2 separate regions of the Homo sapiens genome follow, and region 1 is linked to region 2. Evidence: chromatin contacts called from ENCODE Hi-C or POLR2A ChIA-PET data. All regions are on one chromosome and are shown on one strand. Each heading gives the region's core, a stretch centred on a gene start or an enhancer-like site at or near the end of the contact. The rest is flanking DNA. Distances are from core to core; before and after follow the strand shown.

The links. Hi-C counts contacts between places; a loop is a spot of excess contacts on that map. ChIA-PET counts read pairs that join two places held with the same protein, here RNA polymerase II (POLR2A). Pooled maps may share reads with other maps.
Region 1: a loop to region 2 is called in a map of naive thymus-derived CD4-positive, alpha-beta T cell, with 18 times the contacts of the local background. The contact joins two enhancer-like sites. A Hi-C loop is called at or near these places in 1 of 168 maps with a recorded cell type or tissue (naive thymus-derived CD4-positive, alpha-beta T cell) and 5 of 50 pooled maps. POLR2A ChIA-PET finds 5 or more read pairs at or near these places in 1 of 52 experiments (endothelial cell of umbilical vein).

The regions. Positions count from the first base shown.
Region 1 is chr4:83,386,934-83,394,418 of GRCh38, forward strand. No RefSeq gene overlaps it. Among named protein-coding and RNA genes, the nearest start is that of HPSE, 56 kb to the left of the region's middle. RefSeq lists enhancers at 1,469-2,668, 3,154-3,971. Within about 2 kb of position 2,503, at least 2 of the 41 ENCODE cell types and tissues checked have a DNase peak (open chromatin) inside an H3K27ac peak, as active enhancers do.
Region 2 is chr4:83,257,383-83,264,776 of GRCh38, forward strand. It overlaps COQ2 (coenzyme Q2, polyprenyltransferase), which reads right to left. Exons shown (of 7, transcript NM_001358921.2): 7 at 6,442-6,981. The coding sequence ends at 6,817. Among named protein-coding and RNA genes, the nearest start is that of COQ2, 24 kb to the right of the region's middle. Within about 2 kb of position 3,334, at least 7 of the 41 ENCODE cell types and tissues checked have a DNase peak (open chromatin) inside an H3K27ac peak, as active enhancers do.

The DNA.
Region 1 (7,485 bases), core at 1,253-3,752, 130 kb after region 2:
TTGAGAGAATTGAAAAGTCAAACAAAGGACAAGGAGGCAAGCCAGATATTAGCAACAGCAAGAGGCTACTACTACCCACAGGACTAGAAAGAACAAAAGAAAAGGTGGTATTGGGAAGCCAGGAGCCAGAACCACCACCATTGGTGGGAGTTAACCACTTTGGAGCCTGCCCAAGGAGCTGAGGCTGCAGAGAGGCTGCCTCAAAAAAGCTGGGACCTTAGAGGAGACGCAGCTGGAGATGCTGCCAGATCTCCCGCCAGTGCCTCCCACTGGCCTATTGAGAAGGAAAAACTTTTCCTTTACTATCTTACATTCGGTAGCTCAGGGCCTGTCAATTTAACAGACAAAAGACAGAGTCACAGGAGAAAAGACAGTTTGTGTGTGCAATGCACACATGAGTGCTCAGTGAGGAGTCACTGGGTGTGGTGTGGTGGTTGGAATTTGGGGCTTACATTCCTAACTTCATAGGTGAAAGGGAGAAAGGAGAAAAGTCTCCTCATGAAAGAACAAATAGATTTCTTTAGGAAAGACAAATAGGTTTTTAGGGGAAAAAAAACAGGAGAAAAGAAAGTTTTTAATAATGTTCGTTTGTAAGTAGTCTTTCTGTCTTCTTTCTGGCCATGAAACCACACTGAAGAGGGGATTTATGGTAGGTTAACTCTTGGTCTCTCTCATGGGAGAAAATCTGCTTCAAAGAGGAAATTTATGGCACCCTCATTTAGAAGTTTCTGCTTTTTGTCAGAGAAACGAAGCTCTGAGAGGGCTCCTTTCTGTATCTGTTGAATCTCAAATGTCTTCAGCTTAAAATAATCTTTATATTTTCCACCTAAATGACAGAGAGAGGCTCTCTAAAAGAAAAGATGTTTATTTGGGAATGGAACATTGCAATAGGAATGCACATACCGTAGTAAACTATGTGCATATTTAGGGAGGTGAAGGAACACAAAGGTTTTCAAAGGAAAAAATGAGGATTATGTAATTGTTTTGAAATAATTATCCTTGGCTATGAAGATCAATAATAATGGTGGCACCAGTCCAAGGTTGGACTGGCAGTTGCTGGGCAGAAGTCCTTGCAGAAGTATTTTATGTACAAAGTTGTGTTTTGTTGTAGAGTCTTTTTCATGATCAGGCATACAAGCATGAAACCCTCTCTTCATGGCCTTCCCTGGCTCTATTGTCAGGGTTTTCTTAACATCAGTGACTCCATTTTGACTCTGACATCTTTCACAATACCAGCTCTGGAGCTCCAAGTGGGTTCCCACAGAATAAACCTAACTGAGCACCAGGTCAACAAGGAAGACTGGGAAATGGAAATGTCCAGGCTCTGGCCCCTACAATTCTGAGAAGAAAAGAGCAGGGGATGGTTCTGAGAACAAATAAACAGCCATCCCATTTCTTTTTCTGTGGTCACCAGTGATGTAGCTCCACAGTTGCCCCTTTTGGAGTACTCCACCATGCAGGAAACACTGCCTACCCCCAGACAGCAAGCCCAGCAGTTCACTTCCGGGTTTCCTTGAATTGCCACTTTGATGGTACTGCCTGAAAAGCAAGAAGAGCTTTTAATCTGAGAGAACTCCACCGCCCTCCATAGTCGCATACATGTAACTACTAACTTACATTGGTTTGTAAGTAACACCAAACTGAGGTGCTTAAATAAAACACCCCAATAACACTCTGAAGCTTCTTAATTCACAGTATAGATGTGGCGAGTGTTCCCAGGGATAAGGAGTGGAACTCATTTCCTTCCAAGCCACTTGAATTACCTGTGGAACAATTTATCTGCAATTCTAGCAGAGACCAGCCAGGACATCTGTTACCAAGGGTGGGATTCAAGCTTCTCATTCAACAGATCATTGACATTCACTAAGGAAAAGCGAAATATTGAGTGGGTTTCTCTGATCTTAGTCTGCTTAGTGGTCTGTATCAGACACAGGAACTCAATTGATCATTATTTATGGATGAAACCACTCGCCATTATGAATCAGTAACATGCCAATTACGCATTTGGAATAAATAATGGGAAAGACTTTTTCTCATTGCTGAATTGATAATAAAGAAGTTTTGACAGTGTCTGCTCATTTTTCAGGAAAAGACAACAAAAAAGGACACATGAAACTTGTAGGGAAGCCAGCCTCCACCTGCCGTTCACTCTGCCCACAGTAACAAAAGTGCGGATGCAGCCACTGTTAGCGTGTTCTGCCCACGGCACTATTTAGTGATGCATCAGACCTTTCTCACATTTTTCTGTGTGGACTCATGTCCTGCTTTTGTGCTTCTCTCAAGGACTTTCGGCTTCTCCTGAAAGAACACGTGTTCATCCAGCCCAACATCTTGGCAAAGGTAAGTCTTTTTGGCAGCAGGGCCATTAATGATAGTAGGTGCTGGCAAAAGTGTAGGCAGCCAGTGCTCAGGGGAAGGCAGTGACCCAATTACTGACAGCTGTTAGAGCCTCGTTTCTCTGCCTTTTAGTTTCCCCAGCAGAGTGGTACTGACACCACCATCATTAACAGTTAATTTTGATTTAGTATGTCTGCACAGGCTGGGACAACTAAAGTGCAGCCTGTTGCCTATAAAAGCTCAACTCCCCCCTTGAGGTCATTTTGAATTGCACCTGCTCAGGCCCAGGCGATGGGTGGAAGAAGCTTTTCAAGGTCATTCCAGTTTCTAAAGGCTTCCTCCTGCAGCTGGAGTCTTGAAAGCTGAACTTAAGAGCTATGCAAAGGGCTGAAATAACTTATGTTAAAACCCTCTTTCTACTCCCCTGTGATCATACTGAGAAAAACCCAAGAACTAAAATTAAGTTAAAGACCAAGACCCAGGTTTTATAACAACCAAATGTCAAGCTTAGTGATGGTATTTTAAAAAACGAGCTAAGTGGAGCATTTTGAACAAATATTGGAGGGCGACAAAAACTCTCTTCTTGACCAAAGTTTATTTATTACTTTATGTTTTAAAAATAGATACAGGGCCTCAGTCTGTTGCCAGGCTGGAGTGCAATGGCATGATCATATCTCACTGCAGCGTGAATCTCCTGAGCTCAAGTGATCCTGCCACCTCACCCTCCCAACGTTCTGGGATTATAGACGTGAGCCACCATGCCCGGCTCAAACTTTAGAAAGACTCCTCTGAGTCCTCTTTTTGATGAGGCCTCAACTTTGGCCTGTAAAAACTACAGACTCTCAGAACAAATGATTTCATCCACACTCTCTCTTCCCCACTAAAAGACTCGAACCACCAGTAATATAGTCTCTAACAGTTAAGGCTGAACCCCTAGGATGACCCCTCACTCCCCTTAAAGTTCCTGCCTGGGAATGCTCAAGGCTGCTGGAGAATTACTGTTTGTTCCAGCCCAAACCTGGTAATAGACAGATAGGCCCCTTCACCTGCCTGCCTTAGAGCAGTACCTTTAGAAAGTTTGCAAGTGTAGATGCTTTCTCTCCCTCTTTGTGATGTTGATTTCCACTATCCAGAACTGTCTCCTCGAGAACCTGAGGGCCATTCCTTTTTTTTTTTTTGAGATGGTTGAAGTGATTCTCCTGCCTCAGACTCCTGGGTAGCTGGGATTACAGGCTCCTGCCGCTATATCTGGCTAATTTTTGTATTTTTAGTAGAGACGGGGTTTTACCATGTTGGCCAGGCTGATCTCAAATTCCGAATGACCTCCAGTGATCCGGCCGCCCAGACCTCCCAAAGTGGTGGGATTACTGGCGTGAGCCACTGCGCCTGCTGGCCATCTCTTTGAAATGCAAAAATTCAGGGAAATAACTCTGCTCTCCTTACCACATCTCCCAGTAGGGTGACCACTGCGCTCTAACTAGCAGCACTATCTCCTGTCATAAAGATGTGAGGGGAAATCTGCTTTTCTTCCACATAAGCACCAATCAACAAACCCAGTCCCTGCTCAAGCTCGGTCTGGTTCTCCCATCCTACTCCCTCATTCTCCCTTTCAAACACCCAGTCAACTCTGCACAATCAAAGTAAGCTCAGTTCACACTGTATCGCTTCCCTATTGCAGTGGTTATGACAGAATAATGTCTATTTTAGTACTTTACTAGTGTCTGACTTTGTCTTTGACAAAGGTCAGATACATTTTCTTTTTGTCATAGGGAGCAGGGATTAGTTTAGACAGACAGACCATGGAGCTAAGAAGACCAAGGTTATTATGAACTTGACCTCCAGATGGCTCTGCCCATATTGCAGTGGCATGTGCACACCTCTGTCAGGCGTTTCACACATGGCGTCCATTGATCACAAGGGAGACCAGATGAGAAAGTAGTGCTGGCTCAGCACAAACGACGTGCTGCTGCTCATTTGGTTTCTCGTTACTGCTTTAAGAGCTCCAGTATACAGATGGTGCAGCTCATAGCCTCTTCTTTGTACGCCTCAGCTGGAAGAGTACCTGTGCTCTTGCTCCCCCAAATGCCTTCTCTCTGACATCCCCAATTCTCCTGTCCTTTTAGCATCTAGTTCATGGTCCTCTTCTACCACAGTTCCTTCCCAGACTCTACCTCCCACTTTGCTCACTCTGGTGCCTAGAACATTTATCTTGCATACTCTACATCTCGTTTTGTTACCCTGGGTAACAAAATTTCACTACTCCTAAAAGAAATAAGGACCAAGTATTCCACCTCCTGCCTTCTACTAGTATCAGGCTAGTATGTTGAAACTATTCGGTAAAATGCACTTAAATATTTTAAATGAGCTTTCAATGGCTTTGACAAATTTCAGTAAAATGATGTTGAATCCCTTCATCATTTCTAGGATGGACATTAAACTTTTATTACAACTCTCAAAATGCTTACAAATTTATGCAAAATCAAACTAGTGTTGCTGCACTTTGTATGGAGTAAGTAGTCTATTGCCTATGGATTTTTTTTCCAATTTTATGTGTGATCATACAGTAATATTATATTTTACCACAAAGGAAAAACGTTTAGCATTTGGCATTATAATAGCTAGTTCTTTACACTCTCATTGCTGTTAGCCTACATTTTCATAACTTTATGCATATCTTTCTTATGATACTATCCTTTCTACCCATTTTAAAAAGAGAAGAAAGGTTTGGGAAAGTGTTAGAGACTAACTAGATGGCTCATAAAAACTCCTCTGCAGTTAGTAATTCAAACTTCTGTGTTAATTGGATCTTTGTTGTTCTGTTTTAATCAACTAAGGATAGGACTTTTACATTTTACTTAAACTGTTATAATACTATAAATAAATAATACTAATACTATAAATAAAATCTTTTCACTGGAGAAAAGTGCAATCAATAAATATGTTAGGTATCCATCACAGTAAACTTCTTCTTTTTTTTTTTTTTTTTTGAGATGGAGTCTCTGTCACCCAGGCTGGAGTGCAGTGGCATGATCTTGGGTCACTGCAACCTCTGCCTCCCAGGTTCAAGCCATTCTCCTGCCTCAGCCTCCCTAGTCGCTGGGATTACAGGCGCCTGCCACCATGCCCAGCTAATTTTTTGTATTTTTTAGTGGAGATGGGATTTCACTATGTTGCCCAGGCTGGTCTCGAACTCCTGACTTTGTGAACTGCCCGCCTCAGGCTCCCAAAGTGTTGGGATTACAGGCGTGAGCCACCACGCCCCGCCACAGTTAACTTCCATATAGTTTTCAGGAATATAAAATAATCCTGTCATGGGTATTTAACTTAGATTACTCATGTGCTAAGATCCAGAAGGAACCTTCCAGAATGGTGGTTTTCCATTTGTGTTCCACAGAACCCCAGGATGCTGAAGAGTTATTTTCAGGTATATTGGTTTTCTGTTACTGCTGTAACAAATTACCACAAATGTAGTGGCTTAAAACAACACGGCTTTATTTACCTTACAGTTCTGGAGGTCAAAAGTCTGAAAAAGGTATTTCTAGGCTAACAACAGGGGTCAGGAGGGCTGTGTTCCTTCTTGGAAACCCTAGAGGAGAAGCCGCTTCCTTGCCTTTTCCAGCTGCTGGAGGCCACCTGCATTCCTTGGCTTGAGGCCCTTTCCATCTGGCTGGTGGCTTCTTCCTCAGATCAGATCACTCTGACTAACTCGCCTGTCTCCTGCTTTCACTTATAAGAACCTTTGTGATTACGTTGGGCCCACCCAGATGATTCAGGTCAATCTCTTCATCTCAAGGTCAGCTGACTAGCAAACTTAATTCCATCCACAATTCTAATTTCCTCTTGCCCTGTAACAAAACATGTTTATACGTTCCCGGAATTGGGAGTTGAACTTCTATCGTTGGCCATTCTACTGCCTACTACATCAGGTATCTCACAGATTTGAGTTCAAATTCTAAAACAGCAAAAACAAGTTATTTAAAATATTTAGAAGAAACAAAACACACACTCAAATGCAAAATGTACAGCTTTCTATTTTATTTTATTTCTGGAGACAGGGTCTCACTTTGTTGTCCAGGCTGGAGTTCAGTGTTGCAATCACAGCCCACTGCAACATCGAGCTCCTGGGCTCAAGCAATCCTCCTGCCTCAGCCTCATGAGTAGCAGGGACTACAGGTGTGCAACAGCACACCCAGCTAATTTTCTTATATTTTGTAGAGAAGGGGGCCTCACTATGTTGCCCAGGCTGATCTTGAACTCCTGGCCTCAAGAGATCCTCCAGCCTTGGCCTTCTAAAGTGTCGGGATTACAGGTGTGAGCCACTGTGCCCAGGCAATGTACTGAATTTTAAACACCAGAGTCTACCAGTGTATTAACTTGTGCTGCTAGGTCACTCGTTTGTTTGAGCACAGACCTTAGACAAAAACTTCTGCTGCCATCGATGTGCAGATACCTTGTTTTGGTGGGGAGTTTAATCACTTAATACATGTGGTTCAGTTAAAGCAAAATCCAGTTATTTCCTCCAGAGTAATACCTATTCTGAATAGCAAAATTTTTATATATTGCCTACCTGTAGTTATCTTGAAAGACATTTATCACATCTTCAAGAAGTACTTCAAGTGGCCACATATCACTTCCATAGCTTCTGAAGACAAGGATCGAAGGACTATTTTAACAGTGAATAATGAAAGAAATGAAGCCCACTAATTCATCATACCCGGTTTTCTCCTCCAAGTTTGCTTTAGAACATTCTAAACAAAATCATAAGGGACAACAGAGAGCTCAAAGCCACCAACTCAGCGGGGAAGGCAGATCATACCTCCCTGCTATGCAGTGCAGAGTCCCTCGTTGGTGCACAGTCAGTGGTAGAAAACAATTGCCCAATATTTTGGTGTGATTATTCCAGCTGTCTGGAGGGTATGGCTCTCAGAAAACTATCCACTCATTTTATTTAGTCTGGTGCAATACAGCTTTAACCCACTGTCCTTTTTCATATGTATTAATGTCTTTCAGGAACATTTGAGTGAATCCATCATATAATATCCTGATAGATCCTACATTTTCACAAGAGGAACATTAAAAAATCATTGTCGCTTGTCAATATTGCATTTCTTGTGATCTTCACGCCTACCTACATGTTTTAAAAGTAGA
Region 2 (7,394 bases), core at 2,084-4,583:
GTAGCTGGGACTACAGCTATGTGCCACCACACCCGGCTAATTTTTGTATTTTTTGTAGAGATGGGGTTTAGTCATGTTGCCTGGGCTGGTCTTGAACTTCTGGGTTCAAGTGATCCTCCTGCCCTGGCCTCCCAAAGTGGTGGGATTACAGGTGTGAGCCACCACACCTAGCCCTTTTCTGTGTTTAAATATGTTTAGATTCACAAATACTTACCATTGTGTTACAATTACCTACAGCATGAAGTACAGTATGCTACGCAGGTTTGTAGCCTAGGGGCAATAGACTATATACCACATAGCCTAGGTGTGTAGTAGGCTAGACAATCTAGGTTTGTGTACATGAACTCTATAATGTCTGCACAGGGATGAAATTGGCTAATGATGCATTTCTCAGAAAGTATCTCCATCTGTAAGTGACATATGACTGTATATCATATGTTTTAATATGGAGAAAAAGCAGTGAGAGAGAAAAAGAAGTTTGTGTAATGGTGTGTGTTAAGTCTTAGAAAATGAAGACAATGGTTTCACTGAATCGGTGACTTTTGGGCAAATACTGAAGGAGGTGAGGAAGTATCCATGGCAACATCTAGGAAAGCATTCCAGGAACCCCAACGAGGCCAGAAGGCTGCAGCGGCAGAAGGCCTGCAGCAGCACTGGCGAGGGAGGGAGTGGAAGAAGAGCCAGAAGGCAGCAGGAGCCCGCTCACTGAGGGTCCTTCAGCCATGCTAAGGACTTTGGCTTTACACTGGGAGAAATGGGGAGGTATGGGGAGGTTCTGAGTTAGAGGAATGACATACGCTGGCTTTGGTTGTAGCAGGATCGGCCTGGCTGCTATGGTGAGGACACATGAAAGGGGGCAAGGGAGAAGGAGGGAGACCAGTGAGGAGGCTAATGTGTTAATCCAGCGGGGAGAAGATAGGGACTTGGGCCAGGGTGGCAGCTGTGGAGGTGGTAGGAAAAGATTAGATTCTGCATGTATTTTGAAGGTAGAACCAATATGCTTTTCTAATGTCTTGAATATGGAATGTGGGAAAAAGGAGTCATGGTTGATTCCAAGGTTTTGGTCAGAGCAAAAGGAAAAGGAGATGCCATTAATGAGATGGCAAGAAGGGTGGGAGGAGGAGGTTTGAGGCTGAGATCAGGAGTTCAGTTTTGAACATATTGAACTGGAGGTGCCTATTTGGCATTCATGTTGAAATATCAAGTAGGCAGTTCAATATTCAATTCTGCCAAGTGCAAGTTCAAAAGGGAAGTTTAGGCTGGAGGTACACATTTGGGAATAATCAGTATACAGATGACATTTAAAGTCAGGAGTTTAGATGAGATCATTTTCTCATGCAATTCTTAAAACACCAGCATGAGGTAGATATTATTTTAATTCCCATTTTAGATATAAAGAGATAGGCTGGAGAGGTTTAAATAGTTCACTCTAAGTCATTCAGTTAGTAACTGTAGGGACTCCAATGTTCATTCTTATCTCTAAGAGATAGTTTTCAACTTGGGCTCTGTGACAATCCTAAAAGAAAGGAAGGTTCAGTTTAAGGGGACTGTCTCTGATTTCCATCTGTACGTATTTGTTGGGGTTTTATGTACGATTTTATTTGAAAAAAAAAAAAAAAAAAAAAGTATTTATGCTGAGTGAGGTTGACTCACGTCTCTAATCCCAGCAACTTGGGAGGCTGAGACAGGAGGACTGCTTGAGCCTAGGAGTTCAAGACCAGCCTGGGCAACAAAGCAAGACCCTGTCTCTACAAAAAGAAAGAAAGAAAGAGAGAGAGGCCAGGTGCAGTGGCTCATGCCTGTAATCCCAGCACTTTGGGAGGCCAAGGTGGGCAGATCACTTGAGGTCAGGAGGTGGAGACCAGACTGGCCAACATGGTGAAACCCCGTCTCTACTAAAAATACAAAAATTAGCCAGGCATGGTGGCACGTGCCTGTAATCCCAGCTACTGATTCTGAGCTTTTTGAAGATAGAAACTCTAATTAATCTCTGTGTTTGCAGCAACTAGCCTGTGCCTGCACACAGATGTTCAACAAATGTTTGGACTGTCTGAATAATACATATTAATTGGAACAACTATAAAAATGTTAAATGTTACCTTCTCCATGGAAGAGATAGTTCAGTATAAAGCATGAAATCCAAAATCCCATCACAATTAATAACACGATAATCTTGTAAAATGAGAGCACAAGTCTGTCAGATATCAGATCTTGGGGATATAATCAATGAATGAGGCAGCGTACATCAACAACAACAATAACCAAATGGGCAAAGACATGAAGGCAACTCACACAGAAGAAATAAAAATGCTCTATAAACACTTTGAAAAAGATCAACTACTTTAGTAATCACAGAGTTGTGAGTGAAACCACATATTGTTCTTGCCTATGTGTCAAAGTTTTAAAAATAGTATCCTTTCATATTGGCCAAGGTCTGAGAAAGAGGCTCTCATGCACTGCTATTAGCAATGTGTAGCTTTCTGTAGGGTAATTTGAGAAAATGAATCCAAATCCTTTAAAATGTGCCTACCACCATACTCCACCCTCCATACCTACCCTCCAATCCCTGGAAATGTACATGCACATACAAAGACATTCTGCTTCTAGGATTTTTCCTACAGAAATATTCACAGATATGCCCAATGATACAAATCTATTCATGGCCGTACTGCTTGTGAGAAGGAAAAAATGTAAATATTAAAATCCATGATAGGATTAATTAAATTGCAGTACATACATATGATAAAAACCCATGCAGCCAAAAAACATCAATATATTGAAAGAAGCATTAATGACATGGGAAAATATTAAGTGAAAAAAGTAGATTTTACAAAAGAAGTATAGTATAACCTCTGCCTCCCAGGTTCAAGCAATTCTCATGCCTCCCTCACCCTCCTGAGTAGCTGGGATTGATTATAGGTGTGTGCTACCAAGCCTGGCTAATTTTTTTTGTATTTTTAGTAGAGATGGGGTTTCACCATGTTGGCCAGGCTGGTCTCGAACTCCTGACCTCAAGTGATCCACCTGCCTTGGCCTCCCAAAGTGCTGGGATTACAGGCATGAGCCACCATTCCTGGCCTGATTAATTTCTAAAGTTAAAAATTAGTTACTGTATGCCAGCACCTATATTAAATGTGTTGCATAGTCTCTAAATTATACATTAACCCTAAGAAATAGGTGTTACCATTGATACAGGGCAAATGAGCCCCAAAGTGGAGCTTAGTCCACGAGGGTTCTTGGCTTTGCCCAGGAAAGAAGGGCAAAGGGCAAGCCAGAGATAGAATAAAACAGCTTTATCGAAAAGGCAGTGTTACGCTCCAGTGTTGTTAAGAGTTGTGACTGCTCCTACAGAGCAAGGCCACCTGGTGGGCAGACAGCAGCATTACTTATATTCTTATATAGTTTTGATGATATGTACATGAAAATGTTTTTGTAACGTTACCTCACATAGTCAACTTTTTATGTTGTTGAACAGCATTAATAATTTCTTTTTCTTTTTTTTTTTTTGAGACAGCGTCTTGGTCTGTCACCCAGGCTGGAGTTCAGTGGCGCGATCTCAGCTCACTGCAAGCTCCACCTCCCAGGTTCACGCCATTCTCCTGCCTCAGACTCCCAAGTAGCTGGGACTACAGGCGCCCGCCACCATGCCTGGCTATTTTTTTGTATTTTTAGTAGAGACGGGGTTTCGCAGTGTTAGCCAGGATGGTCTCGATCTCCTGACCTCGTGATCCGCCCGCCTCGGCCTCCCAAAGTGCTAGGATTACAGGTGTGAGCCACCGTGACTGGCCAGCATTAATAATTTCTAATGGTTGCACCTAACACCAGGTCTGACAAGTAACTCTAATGTTAGTTCACCCGATGTACAAAAATTACAAATGTTTACTGAGTGCTTACAGTGTGGTATACTGGGGACATTTCAATGAATAAGACAAACAAGGTCCCACTGATCATGAAATCTCCATTCTCGCAAGGGAAGACAGAGAATTTTTAAATCCATGAGAAAGGTATTAGGATTATACCTATTTGAGTATTTGAGCCACCGAGAGGTCAGGGAACTTTCCCAAGAGCAACCAACTGGTAGGCAGGTGTTACAGCAGATTCCAACCCTGGCAAGCTGTCGTCATGATAGCGTTCTTAGTTCCTGCTCCACTGGCACCCAGAGGGTGGAGGGTGTACTTTCAGTTGGAGGAAACATTAGGGTGAGGCCAGATTATAAAAATCAGGTAGAGGCATTAAACAATTTAGCAAAGAAATCCGGGAAGAGGGAGAGGCAGCCCTTGTGATATGGTATATTGGGGATATTTCAATGAATAAGACAAACAAGGTCCCACTTACCATGAAATCTCCATTCGCAGGGGAAGACAGAAAATTTTGAAATGCATGAGAAAGGTATTATGATTATCCCCGAGTGAGCCACAGAGAGGTCAGGGAACTTGCCCAAGATCACCCAACTGATAGGTGTTAAAGCAGATTCCAACCCTGGCAAGCTGTGGCTGTGACTGGCATTCACAGCTCCTGCTCCACTGGCACCCACCAAGTGCTCTGGGAATTCAGAGGACAGGTCAGTTAGAGCTGGAATAGTTGTATTCATTTACTTTTTAGACCCTGTAGCTCCCATCCTATCTCCACCCCCATCATGAAATTGTGGTAGATAATTGTCCACAGTTTAAAAAGTTCTTTCACATGATTTCTATTGAAAAACTCACAGTGACTTTGAAGCAGAAGAGTAGGGCAAGGGCCCTCCTCACTGAATAAATTCCCACGGCAATGCTGGTCATTTCAACTATCACAAACTCCTGGCAATGCTCATTTCAACTCTCCTAGGGACTGACACTCCTGATCTAGATGGATGACTGCTGTGTGTCTTTCCAACTCGAGTTGTCTTAAGTCTGTGATTCTAGAGACTAATAATCTACTTCATCGTTTTTTCTTTTCCAAAAATCTGTTCCTTACCCATTTATATTATTTTTTCAGCGTTTTCTACTGGGAGAAGGGAGGAAAAATGAAAAAGAACTAAAATAATTCAATTATGTTTAAGCAGCTTTTTGAGAATAAGCTTTTTGAGTATGTATGAATTAATGTTATGTTCTCTTGTCCCCTGTATCACAAAAAAGCTGCAGGATTTTTAGTGATTTTAAAATCTGTTCCATTTTTAACTTTCATAAACTAAGGAGAATGTTGTAAAATTGAAGTACATTGTACTCACCCTTCTTTAATTGGAACCAGTGCAATGGGTTAAGATGTTTTAAGCATTTTAAAATATAGGGTCGTATCTGTAAGAAAACAGAAATCAACATAGATTTAAACTCTGTCTATTCTGTTAAAATCAAAGCCAATCATATTTCCTCAAAAGTAGGGTACTATGTTCCTAATTCTTCTCCCCTTCAACTCACTGCTGCTATAGCAAAGTTACAGCTGCAACAACTGACCCAAGTCATTTTCAGTGGCTCAGTATTTGCTGAGTAAACAGTTAAATAATTTTTCCTATGCTTATCAGTGCCTGGCATATGTAAGTGCTGTTAGCTGCATCATCATCTTCATCATCACCATCATCGTCGCCCTCATCATGCAATTTTATATTTACTGCTGCCCACACCCACATATACAAATGACTGTCTGCCCTATAGCCTACTGTCTATGAGAGCAATTTAAATCAAGTAAGATATAGTTCAGGTTGCTAATATTAAGAGCTGAAGAGAAAAAAAAAAGCAAGGGGACAGAAGTATGGGTGGTATTTGCAGGTGAGATTTTTGAAGATGGCTAAGAAAAGCCTCTTAGAGAAGGTGACATTTAAGAAAGGTTCTGCAGTGAAGGAGTAAGACATGATCTGGGGAGAACTTTCCAGACAAAGTGAACAGTAAATGCAAAGGCCCTGGGGTAGGAGTCTGCCCAGCCTGTTTAAGGAAGAGTGAGGCCAGTGGGGCTACAGGTGTGAGTGTGAGAAGTCAGACATGAAGCCAAGTCATGGAGGGCCTGGCAGGTGGTAGGACTTTCGTTTTGTACTGAGTGACCTAGGGAGATCCTGGAGGGTTCTGGGGAGAGGAATGACATGACCTTACTCAGGTTTTAAGAGAATTACTCTGGTTACTGTGTTGAGAACATTGTGAAGGTGAGGGCAGGTAAAGGAAAAAACAGTAAACATTTAAATATCACTATCCTATAAACTATAATGGGATAAGATAAAAAAGATATAGACAGAAAATCAAGGTAGTCTCTGGTGACTGCCCACTTGTCTGTTCTGGTCACTGTGACTGCACACAGAGACCAAATCTCCCAAATAAAAGTCAGGGTTGGTAAACAGTGGTACATGTGGCTATAATAGCTAAATACTTCTATTTGGTTATTTAAATTCTCCTAAAACATAAAAAAACAGAATTGGTTTCCTAAATTACAGTTTTTGGCAGTGACTAAAGGTCACAATAAAGAACAGTAAGGCCCAACTTCCCATAGTTGCTTTTATTTTTCCCTAAAAAAAAGAGTCCATTTTCTTATACAGACATTCATTTATGTAAGACCCACATCAGGCTTTTTCTAAAGTGCCAAAACCCGTGCAATCCCCATAACTTCAGGTGAGAATTATAATGGGCAGAAGAATGTATCAACTAAAATACTCAAGGCCATCTCAAATCCTGAAGAGTCCCTGGTTTCTGTGACAAGGGGGAATTTTGCTAGCAAATAAGTAAAATCCAGGTAAATATGCTCTAAATCTTCATCTTCAGGTTCTTAATTCTTTAACATATTGTATCAGATTTTGTATTCAAATCTAATTATATTTTGTAAAAAATGTTTTAAAAATTCCTAGATAAATTTCATTCATTAATTTTCTATTTTATTCTCTATACCCTTCTTTGTTTTGTCTGTCTTCTTTTCTTTCCACAAATTCCCAAGGACAATCCCTAAAAAAACTATTAGTCCCAGTGTTCGGTTGGAGATAAATTTATTCCAACAATCCTCAGGTCTGTGGATGTCTAGAGTGTAAATCTGCAAGAGAGGAATACAAAGTTGTATTAATACCTAGTCTGGACTTTGGGTCATAACAAATAAACATGTTAACACGGAGGAGAAAACAGCAAATACAAAAAATACAAATATAAAAAATGAAAAATTAGCTAGGCACGAAGGCACATGCCTGTAGTCCCAGCTACTCAAGAGGCTGAGGTGGGAGGATTGCTTGAGGCCAAGAGGTCAAGGCTGCAATAAGCCATGATCACCCTACTGCACCCTCCTAGCCTGGGTGAGAGAGTGAGACTCTATCTCAAAAAAAAAGAAAAAGAAAAAGAAAAATTTACCATATTTTTCACTTGGAATCATCCAAGCTGTTTCTTAAGAATTTTCGGTTGAGGGTTGCATGAATGCTTGTGAGGCAACCCATACTGTTTTTAGTTCTAACGATT